2 separate regions of the Homo sapiens genome follow, and region 2 is linked to region 1. Evidence: chromatin contacts called from ENCODE Hi-C or POLR2A ChIA-PET data. All regions are on one chromosome and are shown on one strand. The core of a region is the stretch at or near the end of the contact, and the rest is flanking DNA. Distances in the headings are between cores, read along the strand shown. Region 1 overlaps SPG11 (SPG11 vesicle trafficking associated, spatacsin). Region 2 overlaps SPG11 (SPG11 vesicle trafficking associated, spatacsin).

Region 1 (7,544 bases), core at 1,580-4,079:
TGAAACCCCATCTCTACTTAAAATATAAAAAAGTAGCCAGGCATGGTGGTGCATGCCTGCAATCACAGCTACTCCAGAGGCTGAGGCATGAGAATCACTTGAACCTGGGAGGTGGAGGTTGCAATGAGCCAAGACTGTGCCACTGCATTCCATCCTGGGCGACAGAGTGAGACTCTGTCTCAATAAATAAATAAATAAATAACATTAGCCAAGTGTGGTGGCATGTGCCTATAGTCCCAGCTACTCGGGAAGTTGAGGGAGGATCACTTGAGACCTAGAGGTTGTAGCTGTAGCTATGATCACATCACTGCACTCCAGCCTGGGCAACAGAGCAAGACTCTGCCTCAAAAAAAAAAAAAAGAAATGCTATTAGCAATAGCTTCACAGATTAAATCATGTACGTTAAAGTTAAATATAATTTCTTTTCCTTTTGGAAAAATGATACTCAGTCCAGTTATACCTACTCAACAATCAATTTTCTGTCTACTCTATACTTGGCCTATTGCACACAGGCAGGAAGCATTCCACTAGATGGTGCTATGACACCTTTATTATTATTTTTTATTATTTTTTTTGAGACATAGCCTCATTCTGTCGCCCAGGCTGGAGTGCAGTGGCATGATCACAGCTCACTCACTACAGCCTTGACCTCAGGTGATCCTCCCACCTCAGCTTCTAGAGTAGCTGGGACTAGAGGTGCGTGCCACCGTGCCCAACTAGTTTTTGTATTTTTTGTAGAGACGGGGTTCACTGTGTTGCCAGGCTGGTCTTGAACTCTTGGACTCAAGTGATCCATCCGCCTAGGCTTCCCAAAGGGCTGGCATTACAAGTGTGCGCTAGCATGCCCAGGCATAACATTTTAAACACACACACCTGGATAATCTGCTCTACTGATCCACCTTACCTACTGTTGCCTGTGGCACTGATTCATACATTTTATTGTTGTCAGTGGGAGTCGCTCAGTCAGATAATAGGAGTTCTGAATTAGAAAGTATGGCTCTGAACTGTAAATACACCACTTACTGAAGTATTTTGAGACCTTGGATAAGTTACTTAAGTTTTGTGAGCCTTGATTTATTAGTCTGTCAAATGAGAGCAACATCACTTCATAATATCTTTTTTTTTTTTTTTTTGAGACACGGTCTTGCTCTGTCACCCAGGCTGCAGTGCAGTGGTGTGATCTTGGCTCACTGCAACTTCCACCTTGCGGGTTCAAGTGATTCTCGTGCCTCAGCTTCCCAAGCAGCTGGGTTTACAGGTGCATCCTGCCACGCCCGGCTTTTTTCTTTTCTTTTTTTTTTTTGTATTTTTAGTAGAGACGGGGTTTTGCCATGTTGGCCAGGCTCATCACAAATTCCTGGCCTCAAATGATCCGCCCGTCTCAGCCTCCCAAAGTGCTGGGATTACAGGTGTGAGCCACCGTGCCTGGCCCATAATATCTAATATTATTTTCACATAGGATTATTGTGAAAACTCACTAAAATAATGTATAAAAAGCACCCTGAGGCTTGGAGCGGTGGCTCACGCCTGTAAATCCCAGCGCTTTGGGAGGCCGAGGTGGGAGGATCACGAGGTCAGGAGATTGAGACCAGCCTGGCCAACATGGTGAAACCCCGTCTCTACTAAAAATACAAAAAATTAGCTGGGCGTGGTGGCACGCGCCTGTAGTCCAAGCTACTCGGGAGGCTGAGGCAGGAGAATTGCTTGAACTCGGGAGGCGGAGGTTGCAGTGAGCCGAGATCGTGCCACTGCACTCCAGCCTGAGTGACAGAGCGAGACTCTGTCTCAAAACAAAAACAAAAACAAAAAACAAAAAACCACCCTGGGCCAGGTGTGGTGACTGATGCCTGTAATCCCAGTGCTCTGGGAAGATGAGGCAGGAGGATCACTGAGCCCAAGAGTTCAAGACTAGCCTAGCCTGGTCAACATGGCAAAACCCTGTCTCTATTAAAAATGCGAAAAAAAAAAAAAAAAAAAAGCCAGGCATGGTGGTGTGTGCCTGTTTTCCTAGCCATCTGGGAGGCTGAGTTGGGAGGATCACCTGAGCCTTGGAGGTTGAGGCTGGAGTGAGCCTTATTATGACACTGAACTACAACCTTACAACCTGGATGACAGAGTAGGACCCTGTCTCAAAAAACAAAATAAAATAAATACGACTTTGCTAAGTAAATGGTACTTTTGTTGTTGTTGTTGTTTTTGAGACAGTCTTGCCCTGTCATCCAGGCTGGAGTGCAGTGGCACGATCTCGGCTCACTGCAACCTCCACCTCCCAGGTTCAAGCAATTATCCTGCCTCAGCCTCCTGAGTAGCTGGGATTACAGGCCCACGCCACCATGCCTGGCTAATTTTTGTATTTTTAGTAGAGACAGGGTTTCACCATGTTGAACAGGCTGGTCTCAAACTCCTGACCTCAAGTGATCCACCCGCCTCAGCCTCCCAAAGTGCTGGGATTACAGGCGTGAGCCACTGCGCCTGGCCAGTAAGTGGTACTTCTAATATTATCATCATTATCTGTTGTTGGCTAAAAAAAAATCCAGGGATGGAAATAAGAAAAAGCCAAGAAGGGATATGCTGAAGTAATCTCTTAAGCTCTGGAAAGAAGTGAAGCAACTATCACTACCTTAAAGAAAAGCTGGAAACCTCTGATGAGAGTTTTGCTCTTTTGTCTTGTTAATAATGTTCTCCAGATGACTGAAAGATCCTCAAGGTTCCAGGTATGGTCCTCTGTTGAGTCCTGAATGTGTCCCATTGCTTCAGTTGCAACATTGTCCTCCACAGAAGTGATGATCCAAACACAGAGACAAGAAATGGCACTGGCACCCTGCCACGGGATAAATAAAATAACAACTAGGCCTGGATTACCTGGCAAATGTACAAATACTACAGATGGATATTTCCTGTTTAGAATAAGTCACCCAACTTAATTAGTTAAAATGGCTTGAAAAGCCTTCAAACATGAAACAAACTAATGAGCAACCAAGGGACTGTTCTAAACTGTCCTGCAGAGTGTTGCAGGTCACAAGACCAAGAAGCAGACAGAAGGGGGTATATGCAAAAGTCAGGGAAGTACTAATCATAAGAGAGTAGGATTGCCCTCCACTGATCTGCTGATTAAAGGACTGTCTGGAATGTCCCTCTTCCCTGCTAAAGAGGGCACTAAAGAAACAGTGGTGGTCAGTCCACCAAAGCGTCTTTCTCTGTGACTGCCAACCAGAAACCAAGGCTCTGATCACTTGAGTTCACTGAATGTCAAGGCACAAGAAAGTACACCAAATGGCCCAGAGCCTAAGCTAGAGAAGCACAAAATGTTGCAGTGAACTTGGAAACACATGCTGGAACCTCACTGTCATCATCACCCCACTTCTGATTATCAGCCTTTCCTGTCCCTCATTACTTATTCTATTGTTCTCTGGGTACTTACTTCAGGCTTCTCATGATCCTCACCTGGAGACATGAGGCCAGAACACTGAGGATAGGGGCCTGTTGTTTCACTGCTTCAACCAGAAGCCAGTGCCAGGAGTCTGGCTCCTCTGAGCATTGGAGCAGAATTTCAAATAAATCGGTCATCTCTTGTTTGCTTCCTTGAAGTTCCTGGGGGCACTTATTGCAGACTTGATCGCTGTCCATTTTGGAGGTGGGCACTGAGGGCAAGTTCTCAAAAGCCAGCCTTAAGTGGTCTTGAATGACTGGGCTGAAGTACTGGATAAGGGATTTCACCTAGAAGGCATATCAGATGATTAAACAGAAACCCAACTTTCAGTTTCAGCTGGAGCTGAAAATGTTAGAGAAAAGCATAGACAAAATTATGCTTTCTCACCCTGAACTAAGTCAGAGTGACTATTATGTAATTTTACAAAGCTGTATGGTGCCTTTTAATGAATTTTCATATTCAATCTGAAGTCACAAAAGCTTTTCAGCTCTTCAGTACTAGTGCCTTGTCTGATGCCAACCCACTGAAATCTTAGGAAAAATAATAGTATCATATGAAACAAAAGCCCATGTATCCAGTACGTATCCTGGTCAAAAAAAAAAAAAAAAAAAAAAAAAAAAAAGGCCTATGTCATGTCTACACAACAGAAAGAATGCTATCTTCTAAGAAGTGTTCCTATTTCCTTTTGAGTGACTGCTAACAATTAGTGGCTTACCTCTGCTGGGTGGTAGTTGTGGAGTTGGCTGTGAATAATGAACTGCAGCCAATCATTTGCTTTGGCACATTCTCTAAGGTAAGATATGCTTAGTTTCATATTGTGTAGCCTGCAGAACTGCACCACTAATGCCCATTGGCTGCTAGATTCACTGGATAACCTATAATCAGAATTAGAGGTGGGGGTGGTCAAGAAAAAACAAAAAACTCATTAAAATATAGCTTTAGCTTGAACTGGAAAATGAGTAAAAATGATATAAATTAAAGCACAGTGTATTCTCCAACAAATACTAAATATTTATTAGGCTACTTTGAAAAAAGTAGATTCTTTTTTTTTTTTTTTTTTTTGAGACAGAGTTTCGCTCTTGTTGCCTAGGCTGGAGTACAATGGTGCGATCTCAGCTCACTGCAACCTCCGCCTCCTGGGTTCAAGCAGTTCTCCTGTCTCAGCCTCCGAGTAGCTGGGATTACAGGCATGTGCCACCACACCCGGCTAATTTTGTATTTTTACTAAAGACGGGGTTTCTCCATGTTGGTCAGGCTGGTCTTGAACTCCCAACCTCAGGTGATCCGTCCGCCTCACATTCCTGAAGTGCTGGGATTACAGGTGTGAGCCACTGTGCCTGGCCAAAAACAGTAGACTTTTTCACCCATAAGGCAGAATAGCTAGCTTAGCATACTGGCACAATTCATTCCTTCCCCAAGTCATCAATCAAGTACCTATTTATACTGGCTGTGTAGCATCCTTAGGAGAACTGAGGAAGTTGTCAGTCAAGAAACTTTCTGAGCACTTATTTCTCTTGCTCTATTCACTTTAGAGTACTCAGAGGCCTGGTGGGTGCCTGGGCCTCCTCACCAGGGGTAGGGTACATGTTCCTGCTGCAAGCAGGATTCTGCCAAGAACAGAATCAGTGATAGGATGTACAGAAAAAGGGTGCGTTCTCAGGGTCTGGAGTGGTTAGGTCAGCCCCAGTGGGGCAGCATAAAGAAGGCATGAAGTGTAAGGAGGTGCTTTTACATACGGTCACTTCAGCTTCCATTATCAACTGACATAATAAAATGAAAAAAGTAAGGACATGACTTAAAGTCAAATTTTGGAAGACCCATCCTACATCATCCTCTTCTTCATTTTTTTCCAATCCTCCAAGACATCTGAACCCACATCTTCTGGCATTTCAACATGTACCATTTAAAAGACTTCTCTGACTAGCAGGGCAGTGGAGGAGACAAAGCTGCTCTCCATCTCTTGGTAAGTCCATCTCTAAAGAGAGAATTGCTATCTTCACCCTCTTTTCACTGATGGCAAGATGCAATTAAAATCATTATTCATTTACTGAGTATCTGCTACATGCTAGATAAAGAAGAAGATAAGGTCTAGGGGGATTTAGTGAAAACACCAGAGTTGTTCAAAGAAAAACTAGGCAAACACAGGTTGGCACAATAAGCTTGTTAGAAAAGAGGCTGAGACTGCAACTCACAAACCTCTTTATTTCCTGTTGCTGAATGCTGTTCCATGTACCTTCTTCTAAGAGAACAAGCAATTCTTCTGTGGTTGTCTTTTCACCATCAGCTAGTTTAGATAGTTTTTCGGCTGTAAGAAATATAAACAACAAAATATGGTGAAGAGAAAAAGTCAAAACCTGAGCATTTCTGTTTGAATAGTGTGGCTCAGGGCCATTTCAGAACCCAATTAAAGTGCCCAAGAAAGTGAGACAAAGAACACACACTCTGCAGGAAAAGGATAAAACCAAGAAGATAACCATTTTCTCCCCAAACACTCACAATTCAATGCCTTAGACCTCGTCACACCTTCTCTAAACAAAGCAGGCCAGATAAAAGGTGCTGTACCTACAGACTCTCTGATAAAGCTGTACTGAGCATCTTCATTTCTGCACTTGTAGCTCAAAATTATATTGGCCACTTTCATATCAACTCTGAGCTTGAGGCTGTCAAGGCCAAGCAATTCTAAGAAACAAACACATGCAGCTCCTATTGAAGGTATGTGGAAGGAGGAGAGCCCTATAACATAGGCTTCATTGCCTACTTGCTGGATCCTGAAAAAGAAAGGAATCAAAATCACATCAGCACATGAAAATTATGTCTCACCAGGAAAAGCAAATGGAATTAAATCAGTGACAGAGGGAGTGCCAGCCATGTGATTTGTGGCCTCCTCTCCCTTACCTTTTGCCCCTTGCACATACCCGTTTAGGTTCCTGGTAGCTTTTCAGTTGTCTTTTGGCCCAAGAGCCCCCCGCTTCCCTTAAGCTGACTTTCTAAAACGCTTAGTCATAGTCTAAACTATTCTTGCTTCCAACTTCATCAAGACATGAAGTACAACTTCTGAAAGACTGCCAACTTGTGATCTTATCAATTATGAGTACGTATACAAACTACGAAGAATATCAATGCCACTTAAATGTAAGTTTGACATCATGAAGCACATTTAAAAAAACTCATATAGGCCTTTTATAGGAATAGAAAATTTGGGAAAGACACAAGAAATTACTATTTTTTATTTTTATTATTATTTTTTTGAGATGGAGTCTCGTTTTGTAGCCCAGACTGGAGTGCAGTGGTGTGATTCTTGGCTCACTTCAACCTCTGCCTCCCGGGTTCAAGCGATTCTCCTGCCTCAGCCTCCTGAGTAGCTGGGACTACAGGCACCCACCACCATGCCTGGCTAATTTTTGTATTTTTAGTAGAGACAGGGTTTCACCATATTGGCCAGGCTGGTCTCAAACTCCTGAGGTTGTGATCCGCCCACCTTGGCCTCCCAAAATGCTGGGATTACAGGTGTGAGCCATCGTGCTCAGCCCACACAAGACATTATTAACCATGTTTTTACCATGTGGAATGGGAAGCTGAGGGCTATCTTTCATTTTCACCTTTCTGAACTACTTGAATACTTTACCATAAAAAAGGTATTACTTTGTTAATTATAAAACAAACCAATAAAGTAAATCTATATTTAGCTGTTCATTATAGTAAATGCTCCTCTCAATTCTGTGCCTTATAAAAATGAATAATTGAATTATTAAAGACATTAAATATAGAATTCACATCTCATCATATAATTCCCTTTTTTTAAAGTTCTGGGATACATGTGCAGAACATGCAGGTTACATAGGTATACATGTGCCATGGCAGTTTGTGGCACCTATCAACCCGTCATCTAGGTTTTAAGCCCCGCATGCATTAGGTATTTGTCCTAACGTTCTCCCTCCCTTAGAATTCCCTCTTTAACTGCTAATATTTGACAAACTCCTGTATGATTTTAAATTTTATTATTTTTCAAAACATATTTATGTTTTTTCCAATTAACAAAAATCACACACACTAAATGCCAAAAACTTAGGACACACAGGGAAGCACAAATGAAAACAACAATAATCACCATCCA
Region 2 (7,544 bases), core at 3,519-6,018, 38 kb after region 1:
TTAATATAACCCTTTCCTTTTCTTGTCCTTCATGATTAGTCCTGGGTCTTTCTACCAACTTTCTCAGTATCAAAACCCATTTCACTTACTCAACTACACACTGACCTTACCCAAATGTAGTAAATGGCGTGCCACTGGTTTATGCTGTGTCACCCAATAGCAGCACTTGTATCTGTTCTGACACAGGAACAGTAGAATTGCCCCCTTCCTAGCTGCTATTCTTACCTTCAGTGTGAATGAAAAGCTCCTTTATTTGGTTGTTAAGGAAAGACAGTGTAAGATTAAGCAATTGTTCTGAAAAGTGTTTGCTTTGGGGTTCAGAATAACTTTCTCTAATTGCCGAGCAAAGTAAATCCAATGCTGGTATCAGCTCTTCCACATCTGAGAAAGAACCAAAGAAATTAACATAAAGAACACCAGGATACTCACAATAAAATTAACATATCAAAAATATCATGTTACAATATTTTTAAACATAAAACAAGGACCAATGTCTTATTTTCAAAAAGCTCACAAAACTTTTCTGCAGGCTTATTACCTGCAAACTTTAATGATTCTAATTATTAATAGTTATCATTTACTGATATCACTGCTATTACCCTTTTGCTGACCACCTACATCTTAAGTACTGTACTTGTTGTTTTATAAATGCTATCTCATTTATTCCTTTCAACAACTTAAGAGGTAGGTGTGTATTATATTCTCTTTCCATAGATTAAAAAAACTGAGGTTCAGAGAGGATAAGTAACTTGCCCGAGCTAATTTAGAAAGTAAGTGGCAGGGCCGGGCGCAGTGGCTCATGCCTATAATCCCAACACTTTGGGAGGCCAAGGCAAGCAGATCACTTGAGGTCAGGAGTTCGAGACCAGCCTGGCCAACATGGTGAAACCCCGCCTCTACTAAAAATACAAAAATTAGCCAGGCGTGCTGGCAGGTGCCTGTAATCCCAGCTACTCAGGAGGCTGAGGCAGAAGAATTGCTTGAACCCGGGAGGCGGAGGTTGCAGTGAGCCAAGATTGTGCCACCGTACTCCAGCAGCCTGGGCAACAGAGTGAAAAAAGAAAAAGTAAGTGGCAGGGCCAAAATTTGAATTTAAGCCTGTCTGATTGCAAAGCTATTCTGTGCTAAACATTCAAGTGAAAACAAGAAGTGTGGGCCCCTGGATGTTGCATCGGCAGCTGAAGGCTCTAATTAAGTGATTCCTGTTTGTCTCAGCACTCCTCCCGCTGCCCCCCGTGGATTACATCTGTGAGATGTATGAGAATTATGGGAAACGGGTTTTCCCCCTAGGGGAGCAGGTAAGGCTATTACCAGTGCTTCTCATTCAGGTCCCATCTCCACCCTTTAGAGCTGAGCAGTGCAGGTGAGAGTGGAATGAGGAGAAATCACTAACCACCAAACAACAGAAGTGAATAATGACTCTACAACTGCTGATGGAGCCCTGCTCAATATCAAAAACTAGGCCTTTTTCTATAAATTTAAGCAGTTTTTAAAACATCAGAGCATTAGAAAAGCTGGCAATTCAAGAAAGAGGAGACCAAACTCTGCACTCAAAACAAAATAGAATGTGTGTTTTTGTTTTTGTTTTTTTGAGACGGCGTTTCACTTGTCCTCCAGGCTGGAATGGAATGGAGCGATCTCGGGTCACTGCAACCTCCGCCTCCTCCCTTCAAGCGATTCTCCTGCCTCAGCCTCCCGAGTAGCTGGGATTACAGACATGCACCACCACACATGGCTAATTTTTGTATTTTTAGTAGAAATGGGGTTTCACCACGTTGGTCAGGCTGATCTCGAACTCTTGACCTCATGATCCACCCATCTCGGCCTCCCAAAGTGCTGGGATCATAGGCGTGAGACACTGCACCCAGTCTGAGAATGTGTTTTTAAAAGAAAATATCTTTCCACCACATATGAGATTTAGGAAGAAAAAAAAGAAAACATCCAATTCATTTTCTCAGTGAAAGCTAATACTACATCAGTGGAAAAACAGCAGGTTGTAATTTTCTCCATGTAAGCAGACTACAAATTGATACAACTTTTGAAGGACAATTTATCAAGGTGTTTAAAAATATAAATTGTGCATACTCTTAAACCTGGAAATTCCAGGTCTAGAATTTAACAATAAATTCTAGTAATATAAGTAAATGATTATATATATGTGAAATTACACACACATACAGCATTTCTAGCACACTGTTAACAGCTAAGAACTAGAATAAATCTAAATGTCTAACAGGAGTTTGGCTTGGTAAATTATGGTACAGCCCATACAATGAAATTCTATGTCATCATATTTAGTAAGTATATATTATTAACAAGAAAGATGTCTATAGTATAAAGTGGGGAAAAAACACAGATTATAAAACCGTATTTACAGAGTGTCAAAGGACAAAATTACAACAAATTTAGATTAAAGATCTCAATTGGTTTTATTGCAACTCTAGAATGTGGCAACACTTAATTTCATAACATGGAAAAGGTGTTCTAGTGAGCTGAGCAGAAGGGGTTGGCTTTATAGACATGGAAGAGCTGAAGAAAGCAGAAGCAAAGAAAAAAGAGCATATTAGTTGTTTCAAAGCTACTTTTTTTGTAAGATGAAGAGAGACAGAATAATACAAAAAATACTGATTATTTAACATGAAACTGCATCAGGCTTTTTTTTTTTTTTTCAATTAAAAATAGAGGCTGAGTCTCACTATGTTGCCCAGGCTGGTCATGAACTCTTGGTCTCAAGTGATCCTCCCGCCTGGGCCTCCCAAAGTGTTGGGATTATAGGTGTGAGCCACTGCACCCAGCTTTTTTTTTTTTTTTTTTTTTTTGAGACAGAGTCTCACTCTGTTGCCCAGATTGGAGTGCAATGGCGTGATGACGGCTCACTGCAGCCTCAACCTCCCAGGCTCAAGCAATCCTCCCACCTCCCTTTCCTGAGTAGCTGAGACCACACATGCACACCACCACGCACAGCTAATTTTTAAATTTTTTGTAGAGGTAAGGTTTCACTATGTTACCCAGGCTAGTCTCAAACTCCTGGGCTCAAGAGATCCTCCCGCTTCAGCCTCCCAAAGTGCTGGAATTACAGCCATGAGCCACTGCACCTGGCCTACATTACTTCTTTTACATAAGGATTATATCAGAGGAACGTCATTATCACGCTGATTGAAGATTGAAACTGGACTGTTTGGGATTATTGGCTCTCTCCTAATTTCTCCCAATGTCAGAAGACCACCTTATTTTAAGTTTGATGCTATGGAACTTTAGCATAGTTGACTCCATTTTGATTTCTGTTCTGGTCTGATGGGGCCTAGTACAGCTCACACCAAAACAATGGTTTCCAGTAATTTTTATTTAACAAGGGGAAAATATACTTTATTACCCTGTTGTTCTAAGGAGAGAATTTACATGGCTACCTGGTCTAAGAATAAAAGTTAGGCTTCCTATTTATTAAAAAGGAAAGCCAAAATCTTGAAAAGTGTTGGTAATATGGCAAAAAAGCAGAGAAGTCTGGGTGAATTTTTTTTTTTTTTTTGAGAGTCGTACTTTGCAACCAGGCTGAAGTGCAGTGGCACAATCATAGATCACTGCAGCCTAGACCTCCCAGACTCAAGCAATCCTCAGCCTCAGCCTTCCAAGTAGTTGGGACTATGGATGCGTCATCATGCCCAACTAATTTTTAAAATTCTTTTGTAGAATGGGGTCTTGCTATGTTCCCCAGACTGGTCTCAAACTCCTAGACTCAAGCGATCCTCCCACCTTGGCCCCTAAAGTGTTAGGATTACAGGGCGAGCCACTGCATCCCACCAAAAATTCTTATAACAAATCCTAATCCACAACTCAGAAAGCCACACTGTCAATACACATCTCAGATGGTTGCAAGGGCAGGCAATTTTCCAAATAAATGTTTTTCTGTTGTGTATAAAACTGTCTTGAATTTGAAAGATTGCCTCTTCCTTGCATAATAAAAATACAGAGTACAGTAAAAGATATGAGCAATAAATACCCCACATAGTATGGGGACATTTATAGAATCTGATAACACTGCCAAATTTCCACAAAGTTGTCCAGGCATGGTGGCTCACGCCTGTAATCCCAGCACTCTGGGAGGCAGAGGATTGTTTGAGCCCAGGAGTTTGAGACCAGCCTGGCAACACAGTGAGACCCCATTCTCTACAAAGAATAGCTGAGTGTGGTGGCATACACGTGTAGTCCCAGCTACTGTAGTAGGCTGAGGTGGGAGGACTGCTTGAGTCCAGGAGGTGAGGCTGCAGTGAGCTGTCATCACCGCACTCCAGCCTAGGCAACAGAGTGAGACTCTGTCTCAAAAAAAAAAAAAAAAAAAAAAAAAAAAAAAAAAAAAAGAAAGTTTCCAAAAAGTACGTAAAATCCCATGACTAAGTTTTGGCAAGTAAATGAGTCATCAGAAAACACAACATCATACTTTGAAAGTTATTAAGAAGATCAAATGATAAATACAAATGTAGAAATCTTTATTCCACTTACTTCTTAAATATAAATGGGATGACAAGTGATCAAACTGATCAGATACAGAAGATTTTGAGGATGGATTAAAAAGATTTTCCTTGCTCTTCAAAAAGAAATTTACTGTGTCCAGCTGACGATTTTCTATCCCGGCCTGAAATGAGGAGGAAAATAAAAATCAGAAAAAAATTACAATAGGAAAAAAAAATCAGGATTCAGATTTTTAAACAAACTTTAGAATTTAATGTGGTGAGACTACAGGAGGCAAAAGACTGCATGAGTACATGGGCTCCAGTGAGGATTTTGACAATGACTGATTATGCAATCTGGGGCAAGACTCTGTAACCTTTCTTTTCCTTTCTTTTTTTTTTTGAGTCAGAGTTTTGCTCTTGTTGCCCAGGCTGGAGTGCAATGGCATGATCTTAGCTCAATGCAACCTTTATCTCTCAGGTTCAAGAGATTCTCCTGCCCCAGCCTCCCAAGTAGTTCGGATTACAGGTGCCCGCCACCATGTCCGGCTAAATTTTGTATTTTTAGTAGAGACAGGGTTTCACTGTGTTGGCCAGGCTGGTCTCGAACTCCTGACCTCAAATGATCCACCTGCCTTGGCCTCCCAAAGTGCTGGGATTACAGGTACAAGCCACTGCGCCTGGCCCAATTTCTGCTTCAATAGAAACAGGAGGTTATTAGACTACAAAACCTTTTCAGCTCTACCATTTTATATTTCTACAACAATTCAAAGCTAAATATTAGGGATTACCCTTACAATTCAGTTATATTCTATTTGAATTAAAATGTTATGGCAGTACAATATAAAGTCCTACTCTGTCACCCAGGCTGAGGTACAGTGGCATGATCTCACCTCACTGCAACCTCTGCCTGCCCAGCTTAAGTGATTCTCGTGCCTCAGCCTCTGGAGTAACTGGGACTACAGGCATGCACCACCACACCCAGCTGATTTTTTTTTTTTTTTTGTATTTTTAATAGACGGGTTTCACTGCGTTTGGCTAGGCTAGTCTCGAACTCCTGGCCTAGAACAATGCACCCAACTCGGCCTCCGAAATTGCTGGGATTACAGGCATGAGCCACTGCGCCCAGCCAGATTCTCAGTTGTCTTTTTTGAGGCAGAGTCTTGCTCTGTCGCCCAGGCTGGAGTGCAGTGGTTTCATCTTGGCTCACTGCAATCTCCGCCTCCCAGGTTCAAGTGATCCTCCCACCTCAGAGTCCCAGGTAGCTGGGATTACAAGTCTGAACCACTACACTCAGCTAATTTAACAGAAACGGGGTTTCACCATGATGGCCAGGCTGGTCTCAAACTTCTGACCTCAGGTGAGGATCCTCCCGCCTAGGCCTCCCAAAGTGCTGGAATTACAGGCATGAGCCATCGCACCTGGCTGCATTCTATATTTTTAATAAACAAAAATAAAATAAACATTTTTTTTTTAAGTATGATGGCCAGGTGTGGTGGCTCATGCCTGTAATCCCAGCTTGGGAGGTCGAGGCAGGTGGATCAGCTGAGGTCAGGAGTTCGAGACCAGCCTGGCTAACACGGTGAAACCCCATTTCTACTAAAAATACAAAAATTAGCCAGGTGTGGTGGCAGGCACCTGTACTCTCAGCTACTCAAAAGTCTGGGGCAGGAGAATCGCTGGAACCCGGGAGGTGGAGGTTGTGGTGAGCCAAGATCATACCACTGCACTCCAGCCTGGGCAGCACAGCAAGATGCTGTCTCAAAAAACAAAAACAAAAACAAAAGAGCATGTGGCCTGAGAAGCCTAAAATATTTACTGTCTGATCCTTTACAAAGTTGTTGGGGCACAGTGGCTCATGCCTGCAATCCCAGCACTTTCGGAGGCTGAGGCGAGAAGACTGCTTGAGCCCAGGAGTTTGAGACCAGCCTGGGCAACATAGTGAGACCTTGTTTCTAAAAAGGTTTTAGTAAAGACCTTGTCTCTACTAAAAAAAATTAAAAAGTAGCTGGGTGTGGTGGCGCACACCTGTAGTCCTAACTACTGGGGATGCTGAGGCAGGAGGGTGTCTTGAGCCCAAGAAGTTGAGGCTGCAGTGAGCTGTGATTGCGTCACTGTACTCCAGCCTATGCAACCCTGTCTCAAAAAAAAAAAAAAAAAAAAAAAAAGAAAAAAGGAAAAAAGCCGGGTATGGTGGCTCACTCCCATAATCCCAGCATTTTGGGAGGCTGATGAGGGTGGATCACCTAAGGTCAGGAGTTCAAGACTAGCCTGACCAATATAGTAAAACCCTGTCTTTACTAAAAATACAAAAATTAGCTGGGTGTGGTGGTGTGCACCTGCAGTCCCAGCTATTTGGGAGGCTGAGACAGGAGAATTGCTTGAACCTGGCAGGCGGATGTTACAGTGAGCCGAGATTGCGCCATTGCACTCCAGCCTGAGTGACAGAGTGAGACTCCACCTATAAAAAAAAAAAAAGAAAGAAAAATTTGCCACCCTTAGCATAAAGCAGTGTGCATAAGAATCACCTGGAGAATTTGTCAAGCTGTGGACTGCAAAACCCTGCCCCTAGACCTTCTAATTCAATAGATATTGGGAGGGGCCTGACAATTTGCATTTCTAATCTACAGGTCATGGTGAGCTGCTGGTCCAGAAACCAGATTTTGAGAGCCAATGGGCCAAAGTTCTGGGTGTTAATATACCAAGGCAGGTGAGACATATTGGTGGGAGTTATGTTGGAGGAAGAAAAAACAGGACAAACCTAGGGTCCATGTGAGGTGACACCCGCCAAAAAAAGATAAACTAGAAAAAATTATTGGCCCGAGAGGAGACTATAAACAAACTATGCCTTCGTTCTGAGTGATGGGAGTAAAAACTAAATTATCAATGAATAGAATATTCTTGTTCTTATGATATATATACTAAAGTACTTAGAGTGAAGGATTATAAAGTTTGCAACTTTAAAATGGTTAAGAAAAAAAAAAAGGTACAATTAAAACAAATGTGGTTTCATCCTGGCTACCATGGTGAAACCCCGTCTCTACTAAAAAATACAAAAAATTAGCCGGGCGTGGTGGCGGGCGCCTATAATCCCAGCTA

What was found. Hi-C counts contacts between places; a loop is a spot of excess contacts on that map. ChIA-PET counts read pairs that join two places held with the same protein, here RNA polymerase II (POLR2A). Pooled maps may share reads with other maps.
Region 2: a loop to region 1 is called in a map of naive thymus-derived CD4-positive, alpha-beta T cell, with 1.9 times the contacts of the local background. The contact joins two enhancer-like sites. A Hi-C loop is called at or near these places in 8 of 168 maps with a recorded cell type or tissue (PC-3, gastrocnemius medialis, heart left ventricle and 3 more), 4 of 37 single-sample maps with no recorded cell type and 10 of 50 pooled maps. POLR2A ChIA-PET finds 5 or more read pairs at or near these places in 10 of 52 experiments (BJ, HCT116, OCI-LY7 and 7 more).

Annotation. Positions count from the first base shown.
Region 1 is chr15:44,592,639-44,600,182 of GRCh38, forward strand. SPG11 (SPG11 vesicle trafficking associated, spatacsin) reads right to left here. Exons shown (of 40, transcript NM_025137.4): 22 at 5,993-6,198; 23 at 5,627-5,735; 24 at 4,146-4,305; 25 at 3,445-3,717; 26 at 2,621-2,821. Among named protein-coding and RNA genes, the nearest start is that of EIF3J, 59 kb to the left of the region's middle. RefSeq lists enhancers at 441-540, 3,561-3,710. Within about 2 kb of position 2,830, at least 3 of the 41 ENCODE cell types and tissues checked have a DNase peak (open chromatin) inside an H3K27ac peak, as active enhancers do.
Region 2 is chr15:44,629,008-44,636,551 of GRCh38, forward strand. It overlaps SPG11 (SPG11 vesicle trafficking associated, spatacsin), which reads right to left. Exons shown (of 40, transcript NM_025137.4): 8 at 4,498-4,630; 9 at 226-381. Among named protein-coding and RNA genes, the nearest start is that of SPG11, 31 kb to the right of the region's middle. Within about 2 kb of position 4,769, at least 2 of the 41 ENCODE cell types and tissues checked have a DNase peak (open chromatin) inside an H3K27ac peak, as active enhancers do.